Linked DNA regions of Homo sapiens: region 2 is linked to region 1. A link is a loop called in an ENCODE intact Hi-C map of the cell type or tissue named here. Cell type or tissue: CD4-positive, alpha-beta T cell. All regions are shown on one strand. Each heading gives the region's core, and the rest is flanking DNA. Links, peaks and the distances in the headings are about the cores only. Region 1 overlaps SLC9A7 (solute carrier family 9 member A7). Region 2 has its middle 55 kb from the start of LINC01186.

Evidence for each region. Peaks named below come from ENCODE experiments on the same cell type or tissue, not always from the same donor. Only the 100,000 strongest peaks of a DNase experiment are listed, where the experiment ranks them.
Region 2: it touches region 1 in a loop (27-fold over the local background); 6 of 110 quality-filtered maps call a loop at or near these places.

Annotation. Positions count from the first base shown.
Region 1 is chrX:46,639,163-46,644,567 of GRCh38, forward strand. SLC9A7 (solute carrier family 9 member A7) reads right to left here. Exons shown (of 17, transcript NM_001257291.2): 12 at 4,074-4,227. Among named protein-coding and RNA genes, the nearest start is that of CHST7, 68 kb to the left of the region's middle. In CD4-positive, alpha-beta T cell, for the core only: a CTCF peak has its summit at 3,210; a DNase peak (open chromatin) is centred at 3,159.
Region 2 is chrX:46,379,589-46,384,993 of GRCh38, forward strand. No RefSeq gene overlaps it. Among named protein-coding and RNA genes, the nearest start is that of LINC01186, 55 kb to the left of the region's middle. In CD4-positive, alpha-beta T cell, for the core only: no CTCF peak of the experiment used is centred there; a DNase peak (open chromatin) is centred at 2,233.

The DNA.
Region 1 (5,405 bases), core at 285-5,284:
ATGAAAAAAACTCTCAGAAAACTAGCAATAGGTAGGAACTTCCTCAACTTGAAGATGAACATCTACAAAAACCCTATAGCTAATATTATAGTTAATAAGGCAAGACCGAATGCTTTCCTCTTTTTTTTTTTTTTTTTGAGATGGAGTCTCGCTCTGTCGCCCAGGCTGGAGTGCAGTGGCGTGATCTCAGCTCACTGCAAGTTCTGCCTCCTGGGTTCACGCCATTCTCCCGCCTCAGCCTCCCAAGTAGCTGGGACTACAGGCACCTGCCACCACTCCAAGCTAATTTTTTGTATTTTTAGTAGAGACAGGGTTTCACCATGTTGGTCAGGCTGGTCTCGAACTCCTGACCTTGTGATCCGCCCACCTCAGCCTCCCAAAGTGCTGGGATTACAGATGTGAGCCACCGTCCCTGGAAAATGCTTTCCTCTTAAGATCAGAAACAAGATGAGGATGTCCATTTATACCACTCTTATTCTACATAGTAGTGAAAATCCTAACCAGAGCAATAAGGCAAGAAAAGGACACAAAAGGTACACTGGTTGAAAAGGAAGGAAAAAAAAAAAACTGTGGCTATTTACAAATACCATGATGGTCTATATGGTCTATGTAGAAAATTCAAAAGAATCTACCAAAAAAAAAAAAAAGGACCAAAACACTTTCAGAACTAAAGAACTAGTAAGTGAGTTCAGCAGTAAGGTGACAGGATACAAGTACTAACAAAACATGTACAGGACTTGGTTGCTGAAAACTGCAAAAATCGAATGAAAGAAATCAAAGAAGTTCTAAATAAATGGAGAAATATATCATGTTCATGGATTGGAAGATTCAACATAATAAAGATGTCAATCTCCCCAAAAATTAATGTAAAGGTTTAACATAATTCCTATGAAAGACCCAGCAAGATTTTTTTTACATGTAGACAAATTTATTCCAAAATTTATATGGAAAGGAACTAGAATAGCCATAACAATAAAGTGGGAGGAATCACTCTGATGCTAAGGTTTGCTGCGTAAGTATAGTCATCAAGACAGTATGGTCTTGGAAGGATAGACACATAAACCAATAGAGCAGTGCAGAAAGACACCCCCATGCATAGAGACAACTGATTTTTGACAAAGGAGCAAAATTAATTCAATGGAGTAGGATAGTCTTTTTAACATATTATGCTAGAACAACTGGATAGCCATTGGCAAATAAAACCTCAACCTAAACCTCACATCTTATATAAAAATTAACTCAAAATGGATCACAGACTTAAATGTACAGTGTAAAACTAAAAAGCTTTTAGAAGATAACGCAGAAGAAATCTTCAGGCCTAAGGCTTGGTGGAGTCCTTAGACATGATACCAAATGCATGACCCATAAAAGAAAAAAAATGATAAATTATAAATTAAAACTTCTGCTCTATGAAAGACCCTATTAAAAGGATTAAAAGACAAGCTACACACTGGGAAAAAATATTTGCAAACCATGTATCTGACAAAAGACTACAGTCTAGAATAAAGAACTCTAAAAACTCAACAAAGAAACAAACAATCCAATTTAAAAATGGACAAAAGACTTGAACAGATATTTCACCAAAGAAGACATATAAATGGTAAATAAACACATGAAGTCATGCTTAATATCATTATCTATGAGAGAAATGCAAATTAAGACCACAATGAGATATTCCCACATACCTATTGGAACAGCTGAAATGAAATACCCTGACAATACCAAATGCTGGGGGGGATGCTGAGAAACTGGATCCCTCATACACTGCTGGTGGGAATGTACAATGGTACAGCCACTCTGGAAAACAGTTGGCAGTTTCTTATAAAACTAAACACGTTTACTATCCAACACAGAAGGCACACTCCTGGGCATCTATCTTGCAGAGGTAAAAATTTATGCCCATGCAAAAACCTACACAAGAATATTCACAGTGGCTTTATTTATAATAGCCTAAAACTTGAAACTATCCAAATGTCCTTCGAGGGGTAAATGGTTAAATTAGTGGCTGGAGCCACTAATTAGGCAGCAGGGACCAGAGGAGGAATGTGGCAGGCCCACCTTGGAATGCTACTCTGCAATAAAACAGAACAAACTTGATACATGAACAACCTACATGGATCTCCAAGGCAGTTACAACAGCAAAATGTCAAAAGTCAACTCTCTACTCTCAATGGAAAATTATTTGGTCCCGTATATGTTTGAGGGGTGGGGGAGAAAAGGATTTATAAACTAGCATGAAAAACAAACATGATTTAATGAGGCTCTGAGCATCCAGAGCATCTACTAGGTGACCAGACAAACAGGAGCAGGAAGTAATCTCAGAGGTCACCAAATGCAAAGATTCTCAACTGTGTAGAGGGTAAACCTTTTTTCTTGCCCTAATTCTGCTACATAGAACAAAGATGGTACCATCTTATGTCTTAAGTTTAAAAGTAAGAGACTGTAAATTTTCTTCAGGTTTATATTCTCAAAGATGGATTCTTTTCCTTAATCCAACCCTTGAGATTCATGCCAGGAAACTGAAATTCTAACCTTCCCAAATTTTATAACTCTTCTTACAGGCAGTATAGCACAGTGGTTAAGAGTGTGGACTCTGTGGTATGAGTGCCTAGGTTCAAATCCTAGCTTGTCCACTTAAAGCTCTGTGACCTTGGGCAAATTACTGCTTTGTGCCTCAGTTTCCCCAACTCTAAAATTGAGATAATAGTCCTATCTCCCTTATAAGAATGTTATGAGAATTATCTTAATATATGTATGGTATCTGGAACAATGCCTGCAACGTAAGTGTTACTTATTATTATGACTAACACTGATAAACCCCATATTGGTTCTGCAGACCCACCTGGATCTCAGGCAGAGATACACTAGCCCAGAAATGGTGAAGCTGGCAGTGGAAGTGGAAGTGGCAGTGGCTGGCAGCAGAAGTGGCAGCCCAGGAATCTCTGCCTAACATCTATACAAAAACCCCAGACACAGGAGATGATTCTCTCAAATTTTAGTTTCTTCCCCCCAACCCCAAGGATGACTGGGAGATCTCTGTTCATTTTCTCTCCTCCAAGCTATGTACGCTCTGCAGCTGTGTCGGGCATTCTACAGTCTAGAGAATACAAACTAAAAAAGCCAGCAGAGAAAGAAAAACCATTGCCACCTTGTGGCTTTTCAGAGAATTTTTATTCACACCTTTGCACTACCCAAGTGTCTTCTTGTTCCAGAACACGGTCACCCTCTGCAGACCTGAAACTGTGGCAAGTGGCCAGAGCACATCCAGTGATGTGCAGCACGACACCTACAGCTGAAGTGCCCTTGAAATCACCTGGCAGAGTGTCTTCACTTAACACTGAGGAAACCTGAGGCCCAAAGACATGAGGGGCTTGTCTTTAACCCAAGCCAGAGTTGGGCTGTGGGTCTCTTGAACCTTATTTCCAGTGACCTCTTTACCATAAGATGCTGGAGCTCACAAACACAATTTGGAATTCAAGCGCTCTTGAAAAAGTCAAACTCGTATCAGTGCTCCTTCTGTCCTGACACAGCTACAAAGCCACAGGCAGAGGACATCCATGAAACTGCAACAGGTGAGGGTTACCCAGGAAATGTCACCTCTTTTGTACACTCAAGCAAGAAGAGACAGCATACAGCTTCATGCTAAAATAAAACTCTAATTGCCTCTATTTCTGGCTGGTGAGCTTATTCTTCAGAGTCTGGATTTCATTTCAAAGGAACATGAAATACTGGACTCTGCCAGGGGCTCTTGGTCTATTTTCTCTCCCGCAGCTTTAAGACTTTTTAAATTTTTGCTCTAATGTCACTGTTCTAGCAAGATCCAGGCACTTCTCATTCTTTGTATGTTTGCACTGACAAAAATTTTTAATGACTACATTTTTTCTCCTGGAAAACCCCATACTCCAAACTTTTACTTATTGTTTTAAAAAAAATTGTTAATCCCCCCTCACAAACAAAACCAAAGACTGTAAAAGGTTTCCATGAACTAAAGTAGCACATCCTGCACAGGTTGTTGAACATTCTCAGGAACGGTGACAACTGACATACTCAATTAGCCTTGGTTCCAAACCAACCTGATGTTAAGCCATGACAACATGGGTGTCGTGCCTCCTCCAATGATCCAGACAGTGAAGAACACAATGAGAAGGGTGGTCGTGAACATCATCTGGCGAGCATAGGATGCCGTGTCACGGATGGCCAACGCAAATGCCATTGCTCCCCTGAGGCCTGCGGGGACCAAAGAAGAAGATCTACTTATAAGGATTAAATGACAATGTTGTCTCAAAATGCACTGCTGCCATTTGGGGCTAATAAACTCTATTCATTCATGCTTCAGGGGCCAAGTTGTTTTACTCAGAAAGAAGAACCTTAAAGGCATGATTTTCTTTTATTTGATGCTGTCTTTTGCAAAACTCCCCAACACAATGAAAAAGCATTGTACTGCTTTGTACAGCACTTTTTCAGAATAATAACACTCCTATTACTTACATGATTCTGCTAGTAACATGAAGTAAAATATAAATAAGTAAAAAATAATATAAGCTAAAACTGTGATCCCAACACAACCCAAGCACTACACAGTCAATATAAATTTAAAAAACAGGCTAGGTACGAGTATGTCAAATTTGTGGAAAACAGTTCAGCATTTCCTTAGCAAAAGGGGAAACCACACAGAGAAGTGAAAACATAACCCAATCTACATCAGGGGTGGTCAACTCTTTCTGTAACCGGCCAGATATTATAGATTTTAGGTTTTGTGGGCCAAGAGGCAAAATCAAGAATATTATGTGGGTACTTAGATCAAAGGGACGAACATTTCCACAAATGTTTACTATCAAAAATCAATAATAATAATTGAGGCCACTTTGTTGTAATACAGGTCTAATAATGAAAAGAGGGAAATTCTTTCTGGAGGGGATATTTTGCTTAACTGTTGTTTCAAAGTCAGTGTTGTCTACATCAAATAGAGTACAAATATTCATCTGTATAAGACATTCTTAGCTCACGGGCTATGTGAAGACAGGCAGTGGCCAGATTTGGCCCAGGGGTTGTAGTTTGCTGGTACCTGATCTGCATTAATGGATTTAAGATTAATACCATCAGTTTAATGTTTTGGAGTTCATCCTTCTAAGCTCTTTTGTTCCTTTCCCATATCACGCTCATAATTTATTTTATAGTAAAGACTGAATCTGGCCGGGTGTGGTGGCTCACACCTATAATCCCAGCATTTTGGGAGGCCAAGGTGGGTGGATCACCTGAGCTCAGGAGTTTGAGACCAGCCTGGCCAACATGGTGAAACACTATCTCTACCAAAAATACAAAAATTGGCCAGGCATGATGGCATGTGCCTGTAGTCCTCTGCTACTTGGGAGGCTGAGGTGGGAGAATCACTTGAATCCTGGAGG
Region 2 (5,405 bases), core at 297-5,296, 260 kb before region 1:
CTGATGAAAAGCCCCTGGAAGGCAGAGAATATGTTCCAAGTATGAAGTCTGGCACTTAATGGGAGCTCAAAAAAAAGGATTATGTATTAAACAAAAGTTTGTTAACAATAGCCAGACCATCCAATACGTTCCATTAACAAGGTTTTTTCCATAGGAGATTTTCTTCTTTTCAGAGACAAAATGTGGACATTATAAATTATATTATATAATATCAGGGATCAGAAAACTTTTTCCAAAAAGGGCCAGATAGTAAATATTTTAGGCTTTGTGGACCATAAGGTCTCTGGCAGCCATAGAAAATACATAAACAAGGCTGGGTGCGGTGGCTCACGCCTGCAATCCCAGCACTTTGGGCAGCCTAGGTGGGAGGAACAATTGAGGTTAGGAGTTTAAGACCAGCCTGGCCAACATTGTGAAAAACCCTGTATCTACTAAAAATACAAAAATTAGTTGGGCGTGGTGGCACGCATATGTAATTCCAGCTACTAGGGAGGTTGAGGCAGGAAAATCGCTTGAACCCTGGAGGCAGAGGTGGCAGTGAGCCAAGATTGTGCCACTGCACTCTAGCAGCCTGGGTGACAGAGCAAGACCCTATAGAAAGAAAGAAAGAGAGAAAGAAAAAGAAAGAGAGAAAGAAAGAAAGGGGATAGATAAAGAAAGAAAGAAAGGAAGAAAGAAAGAAAGGAAGGAAGAAAGAAAGAAAGAGAAAGAAAGGAAGAAAGAAAGAGAAAGAAAGAAAGAAAGAGAAAGAAAGGAAGAAAGAAAGAAAGAAAGGAGGGAGGGAGGGAAGGAAGAAAGAAAGTGGGAGGGAGGGAGATAGAGAAAGAAAAAGAAAGAAAGAAAGAAAGGAAGGAAGAAAGAGGGAGGGAGGGAGATAAAGAGAGACAAAGAAAAGAAAGAGAAAGAAAGAAAAATAAATAAATAAATAAATTACATAAACAAATGGACACTGCTGTATTCCAATAAAACTTTATCTATAAAAGCAGAGAGTGGGCTGGATGTGGCCCATGGGCTATAGTTTGCCAACCTGGTATTAAATCATAACATCAAAATTAGCAGGCACGATGGCTGCTGCGTTCTTCAGCTTCTCCTTTCACTAAGGCAGACAAAACACTCTCCAGTTAGGATCAAAACACACTCATTCCCATACTTCAATAAACGGCTTCTCAGTGCTGATGTCGGTTCCTGCTGGAGGGATCCAAAAATAAATATGTGAAACTCACTTGTGAGAGTCCACTACATAAATATTTGACATTCTGCAGTATCATTTCCTTCCTCTGTATTTCTCAGTTTATAGCTCGTTGATTTTTAAACTTCATTTCCTAATTTTTTAGCATTAAAAACTAGATTCTGTTTTCAGAGTGGTGTGCCATTCCACAAATATATAACATTTTCCTCTTCTAATGAATTCCTTTCTAATTGAGAAAAAATAAATCAGAATACTGAATTGAATATTCATTATAGTCTAAACTATATAACAAATGTTCACAGAATTGGTAAGTGAATATTTTTCAGTACTATAAAGAAAAATTTTATTTCGGTGGAAAACTCTGTATCATCTGTAGCACATATTTCTGGTTTATCAGATTCTGGTCCTGTTCATTATCTTTGAACTATTGTGCATCACTTTATAAATTGAAGGAAACTGATATATATCATACAAACTCTGTCTTGTCTGATGGAGATTTAGTTGACTTTCTCTTCCTCAGGAAACACCAGTTAGGGTTCCTACCTGCAAATTAGACTGGATCCTGCTACCTTGCCCAGATTCTTGGTCAGTTGTTTAACAAACTTTCAGTTCTTTCCGTTTTCTTCAATATCTGGCTACGACCCTTCAAACGAACATTTCCAATTTTTCTCTCTCCTGCCTGACTCCTGAATCACCAAGAACTAAAACCTGACTGCCCAAAACCCTATTGAGATGCTGGACTTCCTTGCACTTGACCTTTTCCTCCAGGACTTAAAGAAACCTTGCAAATCGAATCCCAAAAACTTGATATAAACCTCAAAGGACTCACTCTCACAGATGACCATGCATGGGCTGGAATTTCTGTCTGAACAAACCACTGCCTTGACCACTAAGAAATCCAAAGAAATGCCCAGGTCATATACACACACTCTTACATGAGTAGTAGCCACAACCATGGACAATATTATCAAGAGCATAGACATCCTAGCTTGAGAGCATCAAGAAAATCAGCTGTGCTGCCTAACCAACTGGTGCTCTCATAATTTGGGCCTGCAGAGGGAGCGCATGTGCCGTAGCCAGAAGCAACCACTATACCTTTGTTCCCCAAAACTCTGATATCTTAATCACATTAGAGATGCCAACAAAGAAATTTGCTGAATATCTTCAATTCTCCTGATTCTTAATCTGAAGAGTTTCCTCTATCCATTTCTTGGAATCCAGTAGCCTGGTTGCCCTCAGGGTTCAACTCCTAGCTCTTTATAGGTTAACATAACCTTTTATTTTTATATCAGTGTTTCTGTATTTTACTTTAAGCATCCCTCTTTTGAAATGCCTGATTTCTAGGCCCCTAAAACAATTTACCTTTGCTACCGCCTCTCAAAAGATAGATCAACTGATTTTACCGGACATTGCTGTGGGGGAGAAAAAATAAATTTCTCTTTACCCTTCACCATTCTTAACTGGGACTTCCTGTAACAAAAGGCAGATTCCTGGCCGGGCGCAGTGGCTCACACCTGTAATGCCAACATTTTGGGAGGCTGAGGAGGGCAGATCACTTGAAGTTAGGAGTTTGAGACCAGCCTGGCCAACATGATGAAACCCCGTTTCTACCAAAAATACAAAAATTAGCCGGGGGTAGTGGCAGGCGCCTGTAATCCCAGCTACTCGGGAGGCTGAGGCAGGAGGCAGAGGTTGCAGTGAGCTGAGATTGCACCACTGCACTCCAGCCTGGGTGACAGAGTAAGACTCCGCCTCAAAAAAAAAAAAAAAATTAACAAGAGAAAAAAACAGAAGTTTATTAATACATATGTTGACAAAGATTCTTTGCTTGGTCAAACTTTACTCAGGCTTTTGAACCTTCTGCTAGGCCCATCTGTGCACTTCTCTGTAAAATTCAGTTTTAGCAAAAACTCTGCTAAGTCAGTTTAGCAAGAATCCCCCAGCCTTGACATCTGATCGAGTTCCTCATACTCCACCATCCCCCAGGTGATATCTGTTCACCCTGGCCTGTCCTCAGCAAGAATCCTGTTAGATCAGTTGAACCAGAATCTACATTACTCTTGATGTTCCCCTTAGTCGTTGTCCATCCACAGACCCCCACACTGCTCCTTGGCCATAAATTCCCACCTGCCCAGGCTGTATTCAGAGTTGAGTCCAATCTCTCTGCCCTGCTGCAAGGCCCTGTTGCAGTGGTCTCTATAAATACCATGATGGTCTTGGGTAAAGTATTCCTTACAGTGCTTTAACAAGTAACATTAAGTATTTTTTCTTTAACAATATCTTGGGCCAGGTGTGGTGGCTCATGCCAGTAATCCCAACACTTTAGGAGGCCAAGGCAAGAGGATTGTTTGAGCCCAGGAGCTCAAGACCAGCCTGGCCAATATAGAGAGAACCCATCACTACAAAAAATTTTAAAAATTATCCAAGCGTGGTAGCACACGCCTGTAATCCTAGCTACTTGCAGAAGGATGCTTGAGCCCAGGAGGTTGAGGCTGCAGTGAGCAAAGATTGTGTCACTGCAGTGCAGCCTGGGCAACAGAGTGAGACCCTGTCTCAAATATATAATATATACTATATAGTATATATTAATATATTATATATTTTTATATATAGTATATATTCATATATATTATATATTTTTATATATAGTATATATATATTATATATTTTATATATAGTATCTATAAATACATATTATATATTTTATATATAGTATATATATTATATATTTTACATATAGTATCTATAAATATATATTATATATTTTACATATAGTATCTATAAATATATATTATATATTTTATATATAGTATCTATAAATATATATTATATATTTTATATATAGTATCTATAAATATATATTATATATTTTATATATAGTATATATATTAATATATTATATATTTTATATATATTATATATTTTATATATAGTATATATATTAATATATTATATATTTTATATATAATATATTAATATATTATATATTTTATATTATATATTTTATATATAATATATTAATATATTATATATTTTATATATAATATATTAATATATTATATATTTTATATATAATATATTAATATATTATATATTTTATATATAATATATTAATATATTATATATTTTATATATAGTATCTATAAATATATATTATATATTTTATATATAGTATCTATAAATATATATTATATATTTTATATATAGTATCTATATTAATATATATTATATATTTTATATATAGTATCTATAAATATATATTATATATTTTATACATAGTATCTATAAATATATATTATATATTTTATACATAGTATCTATATTAATATATATTATATATTTTATACATAGTATCTATAAATATATATTACATATTTTATACATAGTATCTATATTAATATATATTATATATTTTATACATAGTATCTATATTAATATATATTATATATTTTATACATAGTATCTATAAATATATATTATCTATTTTATACATAGTATCTATAAATATATATTATATATTTATACATAGTATCTATAAATATATTATATATTTTATACATAGTATCTATATTAATATATATTATATATTTTATACATAGTATCTATATTAATATATATTATATATTTTATACATAGTATCTATATTAATATATATTATATATTTTATACATAGTATCTATATTAATACATATTATATATTTTATACATAGTGTCTATATTAATATATATTATATATTTTATACATAGTGTCTATATTAATATATATTACATATTTTATACATAGTGTCTATATTAATATATATTATATATTTTATACATAGTGTCTATATTAATATATTATATATTTTATACATAGCATCTATATTAATATATATCATATATTTATACATAGTATCTATATTATTATATTAATTATATATATTAAATATATATAATTATGTATAATTATGTATATATTAAATATATAATTATATATAATATATAATTATAATATATAATTATAATATATATTATATATTTTAATTTATAGTTTATATATTAAAATATATTATACATATTAATATATTATATATTAATATATAGTATACATGAGAGAAAATTTAGAGAAATTAGTAAATATCCAGAGTAGATCTCAAAGAAAGAGTATAAACTTCAAGCATGAATACCATTGTTTGCTGAAACTAATAAGGGTGTGGGGAAATCCCACGCCAAGACA